Regions from separate parts of the Homo sapiens genome. Here region 1 is linked to region 2. A link is a contact called in ENCODE Hi-C or POLR2A ChIA-PET data. All regions are on one chromosome and are shown on one strand. The core of a region is the stretch at or near the end of the contact, and the rest is flanking DNA. Distances in the headings are between cores, read along the strand shown. Region 1 overlaps CTIF (cap binding complex dependent translation initiation factor). Region 2 holds the start of ZBTB7C-AS1 (ZBTB7C antisense RNA 1).

Region 1 (4,582 bases), core at 485-2,984, 390 kb before region 2:
TTTTAGGAGAAGCATTGATAAAAGAGATGTACAGAGAAGGGAAGCCAGGAGAGGTTTGGACACCTTATCCAGAGAAACCTTAAGGGAAGAGAGCTTACCTCCAAAAGAAGATTTGGCACTCTGAATACTTGGTCACCCTGGAAGGAGAATGGGATATGCGTTCTGTGTGCCTCTCAGATCACAGCCAGGGCTACTGGGAGGCACACCTTGGTCTAAGATAATGTCTTTAGGCCCGGGCTGCCAAGTAATGGCCTGGGCTGCAAAGCTGTAAGCTTCCAATTCCCGGGAGGCTACAAGGCAGATGCCTGCAGGAGGCCAAGCCTCTCTCAGGTCCTTCTGGGCTTTCAGATCTGTGATTAAGTCATTTAGAGCCTCTCCCATCTTCTAGATTGAAGTGGGAAGGAGAGCCTCAGGGACCTCAGGCAAATCTCAGGAAACCTGGAAGATTCTTTCTCTCCGAAAAGCTGGTGTTAGGCTGACAGAGAGGAGAACTTGGGAAAGGGGCCATGTTCCCAGCCCACCAGAGTACGATAATGCTCCTCCATCGTGGATCCTGCCTTCAGGGGGCTTTCAGCCCTATCCCCACAACCCTACAAAGGCATAACCTCTCCACTGCAGTGCACTGGCAAACACAGTGAAGAGGGTGCCTCCATCGCAGTGCCTGCCTCGGCCTGGGAGGAGACAGACAAGGGCCGCTGGGTACAGGGGCAGCCTGGAGCCAGTTCCTGAGGGAGACACAGGAACCCAGAAATTTCCACACAGTTCATTCTAGAGAGGCAAGAGGGCACAGTTCAGAGAACCAGTCCTCAGTTTGTCTTCTCACTGGCAAGCCTGGTATGCGAACTTGGCCAAGTCACTGGTTTCTCTTGCTTAAATGTTCCCATTGGAAGAAGTGCACTAGCCCTGCCAGCTCCCTAGGCACCTCACAACAATGCCAGGGGTAAGGACCCCTGGTGGCACCAACAACAGCAAGAAATGAGAAGACAACTTAGCTGGTCACACTGGCGGACAGCCACTCCACCACAGCAGCTGGGTGTGCACAGCCTCTTCACCCACTGCAATCTGCAGGCCTCTTCCCATCCACCCAAATACTGGTGTCAGGGAGCTTGGGAGTCTGGAGCTCTGAGGTCATGAGTGGGCCGCAGAGAATCAGGAACTTTGTGGCTCATGCCTGTAATCCCAGCACTTTGGGAGGCCGAGGCAGGCAGATTACGAGGTCAGGAGATTAAGACCATCCTGGCTAACACAGGGAAACCCTGTCTCTACTAAAAAAAAAAATACAAAAAATTAGCCGGGCATGGTGGCGGGCACCTGTAGCCCCAGCTACTCGGGAGGCTGAGGCAGGAGAATAGCATGAACCCGGGAGGCGGAGCTTGCAGTGAGCTGAGATCACGCCACTGCACTCCAGCCTGGGCGGCAGAGCGAGACTTGTCTCAAAAAAAAAAAAAAGGAAAAAGAAAAAGAAAAAGAAAGTCACTCAACCTCTTTTCCAGTTCTAAAATCTACGACAGATACATTAAGTAAACTTTTCTAATGAGGTGAGTAAAATCACGAACGCCTCGTGGGATGAGCCAGGAGCTGGGCGGCTGCAGGTTAACAATCCTTGTTCTGACTGCCCTGGTTACAGTCTGCATTCCGGGAATTACCCCATCACCCGCTCCTCACCGTCATCTGCCAGCCACCTGGGCCTAAAGGCAAACGGAAACAGGATGGAGGGAAAGACACAGAGGTCTTTGGCTCAACTTGGGCCTCCAAGGCTTGCCACGCCCGTGGCTGGCTTCTCTCTGGTGCGAATGAGGCTGCAGGCAACCACGTTTTTGTTTCACCTAGAGGAGGAAATCACAGTGACATCACTTCACCAGCAACCCTCTCCCCACACGCTTTTGTGGACGTCACTCAAAGCCCACACCATCAAAAGCCTAGAACAAACCTGGCACAAGGTGGGGATCATTTCTACCTTGTGCAAAGAGGTAATTTTGTAGGGAAGGAATGAATGGCCAAACCACACTTCCAACTGGCCGTATCAGGAAGATGTGCAACTGTTCCCTCAGGTGTAGGCAAATGTCAAAAACATCTCAGGGATTCTCCCTCCTAATCCCTGTATTATAGAAGGATGGGCACTGGGAACCTCAGAATGAGAGGATCAGAGACTTTAGTATTATATCGTCCAAGCCCTGAGGTCACCGAGGACAAAGCACCCAGATGTGAAGTGACTTCCCTGAGAGCAGCCAGATCACAGGTGGCCAATCTAAGACCAGTGACCTTTTCAGAACATCAGGGGACTACAGGGGAACCTGCCAATCCCTGTGTGTGACAGGCAAAGCTTGAGCAAAACTGGTTATGCCACTTCTTAGCTGTGTGGCCTGGGGTAAAACACTCAACCTCCGCTACTGTCTGAATGTATCCCCCCAAAATTCACAAGTTAGAAATCTAACCACTGACTCGATGGTATTAGGAGGTGGGGCCTTCAGGAGGCAATTAGGTCATGAGGGCAGAGCCTCATGAATGAGGTTAGTGCCCTCATAAAGGACACCCCAGAGAACGTCCTCACCCATTCCATCATGAAAAGAAGCAGTGAGACGGTGCAATCTATGAAAAATTGAGCCTTCACCAGACACTGAATCTGCTGGCACCTTGATCTTGAACTTCCTAGCCCAAGAAATAAGTTTCTCCTGTTCATAAGCTACTCAGTCTATGGTATTTTGCTATAGCAGCCCAAATGGACTAAGACACAGGAATCCAGAAATTTCCACACAGTTCTTTCTAGAGAGCCAAGAGGGCACAGTTCAGAGAACCCGTCCTCAGTTTGTCTTCTCACTGGCAAGCCTGGTATGCAACTTTGGCCAAGTCACTGGCTTTTCTTGCTTAAATGTCCCCGTTGGAAGAAGTGCCCTCATTTTCTCATCTATGAAACAGAAGCTGTAATGGCTAATGAAGACAGCACATGCAAAGTGCTTACTATGACACCACAATACTTAGCAACTGTTAGGCTTTGAAAGTTATTATTAGGCCAGGCACGGTGGCTCACGCCTGTAATCCCAGCACTTTGGGAGGCCTAGGCGGGCGGATCACGAGGTCAGGAGATAGAGACCATCCTGGCTGACACAGTGAAACCCCGTCTCTACTAAAAATACAAAAAAAATAATTAGCTGGGCGTGGTGGCGGGCGCCTGTAGTCCCAGCTACTCGGGAGGCTGAGGCAGGAGAATGGCGTGAACCCAGGAGGCGGAGCTTGCAGTGAGCCGACATCGCGCCACTACACTCCAGCCTGGGTGACAGAGTAAGACTCCGTCTCCAAAAAAAAAAAAGAAAAAGAAAGTTATTATTGGATCACCCAGGTTTCAGGAGAAAGACCACCTGTTCAATCCCTGCGTTTACAGACATCTCCCCACTGCCCAAATGCAACAGCTTGCAGGCCAGAGTCCACACAGGCCTGGGTTTCTAGCCTGGCTTCCCTGTGTGACCTCAGGAGGAATGCTAACTTTTCAGGTGTATCTGCAAAAGAGAAGAATAACAACTACACTCAGAGCTGAAAGATGAAATACACTTAGGGGGTGAAGTCCTAAACACAAGCATAACACACAATGCATGTGTATTAGTATCCATGGCTGCCATAACAGAGGACCACAAATCAGGTGGCTGAAAGCAACAGAAATGTATGATCTCATAATTCTGGGGGCTAGAAGTCCAAAACCAAGGTGTGAGCAGGGCCACACTCCCTCCACAAGCTGCAGGGGAGAATCCTTCCATATTCATTTGCTAGGGCTGCCATAGCAGGCCACCATAGACTGGGTGGCTTCATCAGCAGAAATGTATTTATTCTGGAGACTGGAAGTCCAAGATCAAGGTGTTGGCAGGGCTGGCTTCTTCCAAGGCCTCCGTCTTGACTTGCAGATGGCTGCCTTCTCGTTGCATCCTCACACTGTTGACCCCATCTGTGTCTTATCTGTGTCCTCTTCTTCTTTTAAGGACACCAGTCATACTAGATTAGGGCCCACTCTCATGATCTCATTTTACCTTAATTACCTCTTTAAAGGCCTGGCCACCAATCCAGTTCTGAGGCGCTGGAGTTAGGACTTCAGCATATGAATTTTGAGAGGACACAATTCAGCCCAGAACAGGATAGTTGATTACCTTTCTTCCTCTTAGGGAGGAAAACATGTAGAGATCCGTAAGTTCTCGTCCAGGGCACTGTGCAGTGCCACACGGAACTGGTTTGGAATCTGGACAGATAACCAAATGAACAAGTCCCTTTCTAGAAATATGTATCTTGCCTTAAAAATACTTTTTTTTCCATGAAGCATGGACCCTGTGGCCGGCACCACCCTAGCCCTATAGGAAATGCCCTGATGACTCCCAGGACAGTAGCAAGGTGCTCATGATCCCAGGGGACAGATAGGCAAGTATCCAAGGAATGATGAGGAGGCAGGGAGTGATGGGAAGTGCTAAGTGCTCTAGCAACCCACAGACTGTGCTGTGGGAAGAGGGGGAGGAGGACACAGTGACACCCTGAGCAGAGTGGAGAGGAGCCCAGAGGGGACAGATTTGTCTCTTAGCTTGCATGGTCAGCCCCACGGCCTGGG
Region 2 (4,928 bases), core at 704-3,203:
TTACTAGCCTTTACTTAGAGATGCAAAAAAAAGCGCTTATGAAACAACAGCCAACAAGAAAATGCATCATCCAAGTGCTGGAGGGGTCCTGGTGGGTTAAAGAAGGAGGATCACGAGGTAAGCACTTGATCTGAACCATGGGTAGACAGGGAGACAGAAGGGAAATCTAGCAGATGAGTATGTTTGTGTATACATATGTATGTGTGTGAGTATGAGTGGTGTTGTGACTGTGTGTATGGGTTAACATGAGAGTGTGTGTATGTGCATGTTTGCCAAAAGAGCATGAACAAAGGCTTACCCTGGAATGAGAAGTCTGAGTCTTCAGCTCCCCTAGGCAGCACCACATTTTGTGGTTGTGTTGCGGCCACATGCTCCTCTCCCGCTTGTTGCTGGGACCGGGAACATGCCTGCCTGTGAGTCCAGGAGCAAGCCCTTGTGCATAACCCGGGGTGTGATTAATTTAATTATTTCAAAAGCCCCTTTGGTATTTCATGAGGGTCATGCCCCTGGCTGTGGGCTTGAATACAACTGCAGCAGGTTTCAATAAAATCAATTAATTTAATTTGATTTGGTTTTATGTACTTGGAGTTGGTGCCTCTTGAACTCAGTATGAAAATTATTGCAGAATAAAAATGCATATTAGTACTCAGAGCCCACTGTCCTTGGACTCTTCGTGGAGCCTGCAGTGCTGATCACAAAGGCAAATCCCCTCTGACCTGGCAGGAGCCTCCGCCAACTGTCCACCTAGTTAACCCCCTCCAGCTCCAGACAGTGCTTATGGCAGCTCCTGGGCTGTTTGGAGTGTTCTTCTCACTTCCCAAAGCACTTTCTTATCTGGTAGTGAAGCTAAGGCATTTCCATTTTGCATTCGTGAAATGGACTCAAAGAGACTTTGGATGGCCTTGGTCACTAGCTTACTGGTTTTTTTGTTGTCCCTCTTAATGAAACTAATTGAAGCAATATGGTGCAGTGGATTGAAAGGCAGCTCTGCCTCTCAAGAGACACATGAATTTGGGCAAGTCCTTTCACTTCTCTGGGCTTTCTTTGTCTGTAAGAGGGCTGGACATCTGCTTGAAAGGCTGATTCCAGCTGTCAGAATCACACAATCAGTGGGACAGCTGGTCTTCCTGAGCTACTTTGGGGAGCCTGTCCCACTGTTAAGCCCCACTCCATTTCCATTTCATCCAAGAGGGCTCCCAGCCAGTTCATGGAATGGGTGATGGGATTGAAGATGGGCCCTGCACTCTCCAGGAGTGGCTTCTCCCCCACATTGCTACGGATCAGAGCAAATGTTGCTTTCAAGAAGGGAGGAGCTCAGGGGCCTAGAAAGCATCTGACCAGCCCACTATTTTACAGATGAGGGAACCCAGCTTCAGAGTCACACAGCCACTGTCCAGGGCCATGCTCATGCCCAGCCACATTCACAGTTATTATAAAGGGGGGAGATTTTGCTCAGGGCTCATTTTCCAACTGTCCTTTTCATTCTTTTCTCCTGTCAGGATGGGAGAGAGATGGCCAAGCCATCTTTGGGGCCTCTCCAATAAAGCAGATGCTGACATCAGTCATTCCAGCGCCCCTACATCCCTTCTCAGGCCCAGTAGCTGCCGCTTCACTGAGGACCAACGGGCCCCATTCGGAAACATCCCCCACCAGTGCCTGACATCCCACCCTTAGCAGTTTCATTCTCCTAGACAGGAGGGCCTGCCCTCCCTCAGCCCTTCCTACTGACTGCATGCTGAGCATGAACGTTCATCCTCCTCAGTGACATTTTTCTCCCATAGGTCTTACCTGCCCAGAGCTCTTCTGTAGCAGAAACTGAGCCTGTCCTCTCCATCCTGCGTCTCTTATTTACTGAGAGGCACTATTGTGTGCTGAGAACTGCCCTGGGCACTCCCTGTACATTATCTCATTGAATCCAGCATTGGCCCCGGAAGATGGGCATTACGGTCCCTATTTTCCTGTGGGGGAACTTCAGCTCAGAGAGGAGACAGAATTTTACAAGGTCACACACAGCTATGAAGTGACAGGGCCAGGATTCAACCCCACATCTAACTCCAAGACTCTTGGACCATACCATGTGATCTCCCTCGTGCATAGGAGGTGCTTAACAGATCCTTAATGACCATGTAGCCAATACATCCCTCTGCCAAACCCCAAATGTGGGGGAAGAGGTAATAATAGTAACAACTGTCTATGAAGTCCCTATTATGTGCCAGGCACCAAACCGCAGCACTCAGTGAGGTGAATACTATTACTATCTCAATTTTACAGATGCAACAACTGAGGCATAGAGAAGTCACTTGCCCAAGGTCACCCAGCAGGTAGGTGAGCTGGGCTTCAGTGCGGCCCTGCCTCTGAGGTGGAGTCCCTGCCTCCACTGTTGCTGGATCCTCCTTTAGCTCCCCGTGGCTCTGTTTCCGGTAGAAGGTAGAAGGCTGCAGGGAAGGAGGCTGGGGCCAGGGGTGGTGTTTGCGCCTCGGGGACGCCTGCAGCTGGCACTGCCCTCCACCCAGCTGATAACTACAGCCGGGTCTGGCACGAAGCCCTGCCTGGAGGTGGGCGGCCTGCGGCGGCGGGGGGTCTGGCTCTGCGTTCGCCCCTCTCAGCCCCGCCTCGCCCCCTGCGGGGTCAGTGCGGGTCCCGCCCGCCCGGGCAGGCGCCGGCCTCTCAGGCGGTAACCGGGTAACCGTGGGCAGGGGCGGTGCCGCGCCGGGCCGCGGCCTCCCGGGGAGGCGGGCGGGTGGGGAGGTCGAGCTGGAGCGATGTGAGAATGCGGAGGAGAGGCCCGGGAAACAGGCTGCGGCCGCGGGGAGGGGCGCCCGGGAGGAGGGCGATGGCTCCCGCAGGAGGAGAGAGAGGCCGCGGGGGCGCAGAGTGGAGGGAGAGGGCGGGGCGCCCGGGAAGGGGCGGGGATAGAGGAGGGGCCTCCGGAGCGGGGCGGGGCTGGGGCGGGGCGCCCGGGCCGGGCCGGGCCGGGCAGCCGAGTGAACGCTGCAGGAAGGGGGCTGCGGGCAGGCACGGAGTCCGGGGCGCTTGTGGCCGGGCGGAGCGGCTGTGGTTGCTTCATGTCCCGGATTCTGCTTTCTCAGAGGTCAGGCGAGTGGGGCCGGCAGGGAGAGAAAGGTGGGCGAACCAGTCTGAACAGGCCGGGCAACTGGAGGAGCGTGGGCCCGGCGAACTGGGGTGCTGCCCAGCACCCTCTACCCTCACCACGCTCGGGAATTTTTCGTGAATCCGCCCCGTTGGTTTTACAGTTTCCTCTCATCCCGGCCCCACCCTGTCTCCTGACCCGCCCTCCCTTCCTCCCCTCTCTGAGCTGGCTCTTCCAAGGGATCGGTTAGCCAAAGGGAGGCACCAGCTCTTTCCCTGGACTCTCCCACTCCCAGCCCTCCTGGAGAACTCAAATCTTGCACGTGCTCTTTCTCTTTCCCTGCCCCCGTCCCCCAGGCCCTCTGGGTCTTGGTGAAGGAGACCTTGAGTCAGCCCAGGAGGCCCTCCCTCCCCCACAGCCCCCTTTAGGGTCCCTTCTGGGTCCCCCCCACCTCCTCCAGCCCCAAGCACCCAGGGCCCACAAGCTGCCAGGCCTCTGCTGGCAGGCAGGGAAGACCCAGGCAACCTTAGAAGGGTGGGAACCACACCCTTCTCATGGCTGTGTGCGTTTTGCTTGAAGGTGTCTGCAATCAAAGACGACCCCCCACTGCTCCCCCGGCACTGGAAAAAAAAAAAAAAAAAACTTGTCTCAAATGGTGGAATTCCAGATGCAGGACCCCAGATTTGGGGGATAGGGAGCAGATATTTGGGACAGGGGAGGCCTTTCAGGGATCCCTCATATCACATCAAGAAGGCCACCTGGCCCCCCTCAGACTGCCACTGCCCTCTCAGGTGTCTCTCCCTGCGGCCAGTTCAACTTCTCACTCATCCCAAGGCTGTGAGTTCTTACATTTTCAGGTAGCAAACAGGTGCCCTTACTATGGCAAGGGGGAGATTGGTAGGTTGCTGAGCTTGTGTTTTCTACAAGCTTGGAGCTCTTTGATCAAGATTGCCACTATTTATACATCAGGGATGTTATTTAATAGATCCAGGATCTTTATTATTTAACCGGGATCTTTAACAGCTGGACCACAGGCATCCTCAGCCCAGTCCTGGGTTTAATAGATGAGGCCCTTGAGACCCAGAGCGGGAGATGACCTGCCCAAGATCATACTACTAGTTAGTGGCAGAGCTGGAACTCTGACTAGCCTCCCAGCTCCTCATCCCAGCGTGCCTGCTGTTATACTGTGCTTTAATTTTAGGGTAGCTCCATGTTAGGGACCTAGCATAGCACCTATGTGGCACAGAGTAGTTGCTCAGTAGATACCGGTGAGATGCATGAACAAGCCCTCAACAAGAGGACTGGATTAATGCATCTTTTGGAAGAAGTGAGGCTTCCACAGTGCTTGGGATTCTAGCTCCTTGTCACTGAGTGTGCTAGCGAAATGTTTCTCTAGGGTAGTTGGCCAGCAGTGACCCCCATCGGAGCCTGGCATCATCTTTGGTCACTTCAAGCAAGCCCAGTCATTGTGCGGGAGGAGACTGTGGGTCTGGAGGTGGGTCCGAGCATGAGCCAAATTGGCAACTCCAGATCAGAGCGATTAATGCTGTGACTCTTTTCCATTCATTACCCTCAACCAGTATCTGAACAGGTTGCAAAAGACCAAGGCATGTCTGTTCCTGCAGGGGTTCTTGTCATCCTGCGGCCCTGCCAGGCACTGTGTGAAGAGACCACAGCCCCACAGATCCAGAATCTCTGGGGGCTGGAGGCCCCCTGGGCTCTGGGCTGCCCAGCGCTCTGTGAACCTAATGTTCATGCCTCTGGGGTCCTGCCTGCTGGGCATTGACTACTATGGCATGTGGGATGGGGGCAGCACTTTGGTAAAAAGTAAAAGTAG

Evidence for each region. A loop is a pair of places that touch in the nucleus more often than their neighbours do. ChIA-PET counts read pairs that join two places held with the same protein, here RNA polymerase II (POLR2A). Pooled maps may share reads with other maps.
Region 1: a loop to region 2 is called in a pooled map, with 4 times the contacts of the local background. The contact joins the enhancer-like site here to the promoter of ZBTB7C-AS1 in region 2. A Hi-C loop is called at or near these places in 2 of 168 maps with a recorded cell type or tissue (CD8-positive, alpha-beta T cell and gastrocnemius medialis) and 1 of 50 pooled maps. POLR2A ChIA-PET finds 5 or more read pairs at or near these places in 1 of 52 experiments (T-cell).

Annotation. Positions count from the first base shown.
Region 1 is chr18:48,550,528-48,555,109 of GRCh38, reverse strand. The region is part of intron 1 of CTIF (cap binding complex dependent translation initiation factor); the gene reads right to left. Among named protein-coding and RNA genes, the nearest start is that of CTIF, 14 kb to the right of the region's middle. Within about 2 kb of position 1,734, at least 3 of the 41 ENCODE cell types and tissues checked have a DNase peak (open chromatin) inside an H3K27ac peak, as active enhancers do.
Region 2 is chr18:48,159,741-48,164,668 of GRCh38, reverse strand. ZBTB7C-AS1 (ZBTB7C antisense RNA 1) reads right to left here and starts at 1,953. Exons shown (of 5, transcript XR_001753437.2): 1 at 1,789-1,953. The region is part of intron 3 of ZBTB7C (zinc finger and BTB domain containing 7C); the gene reads left to right. RefSeq lists a silencer at 2,834-3,033.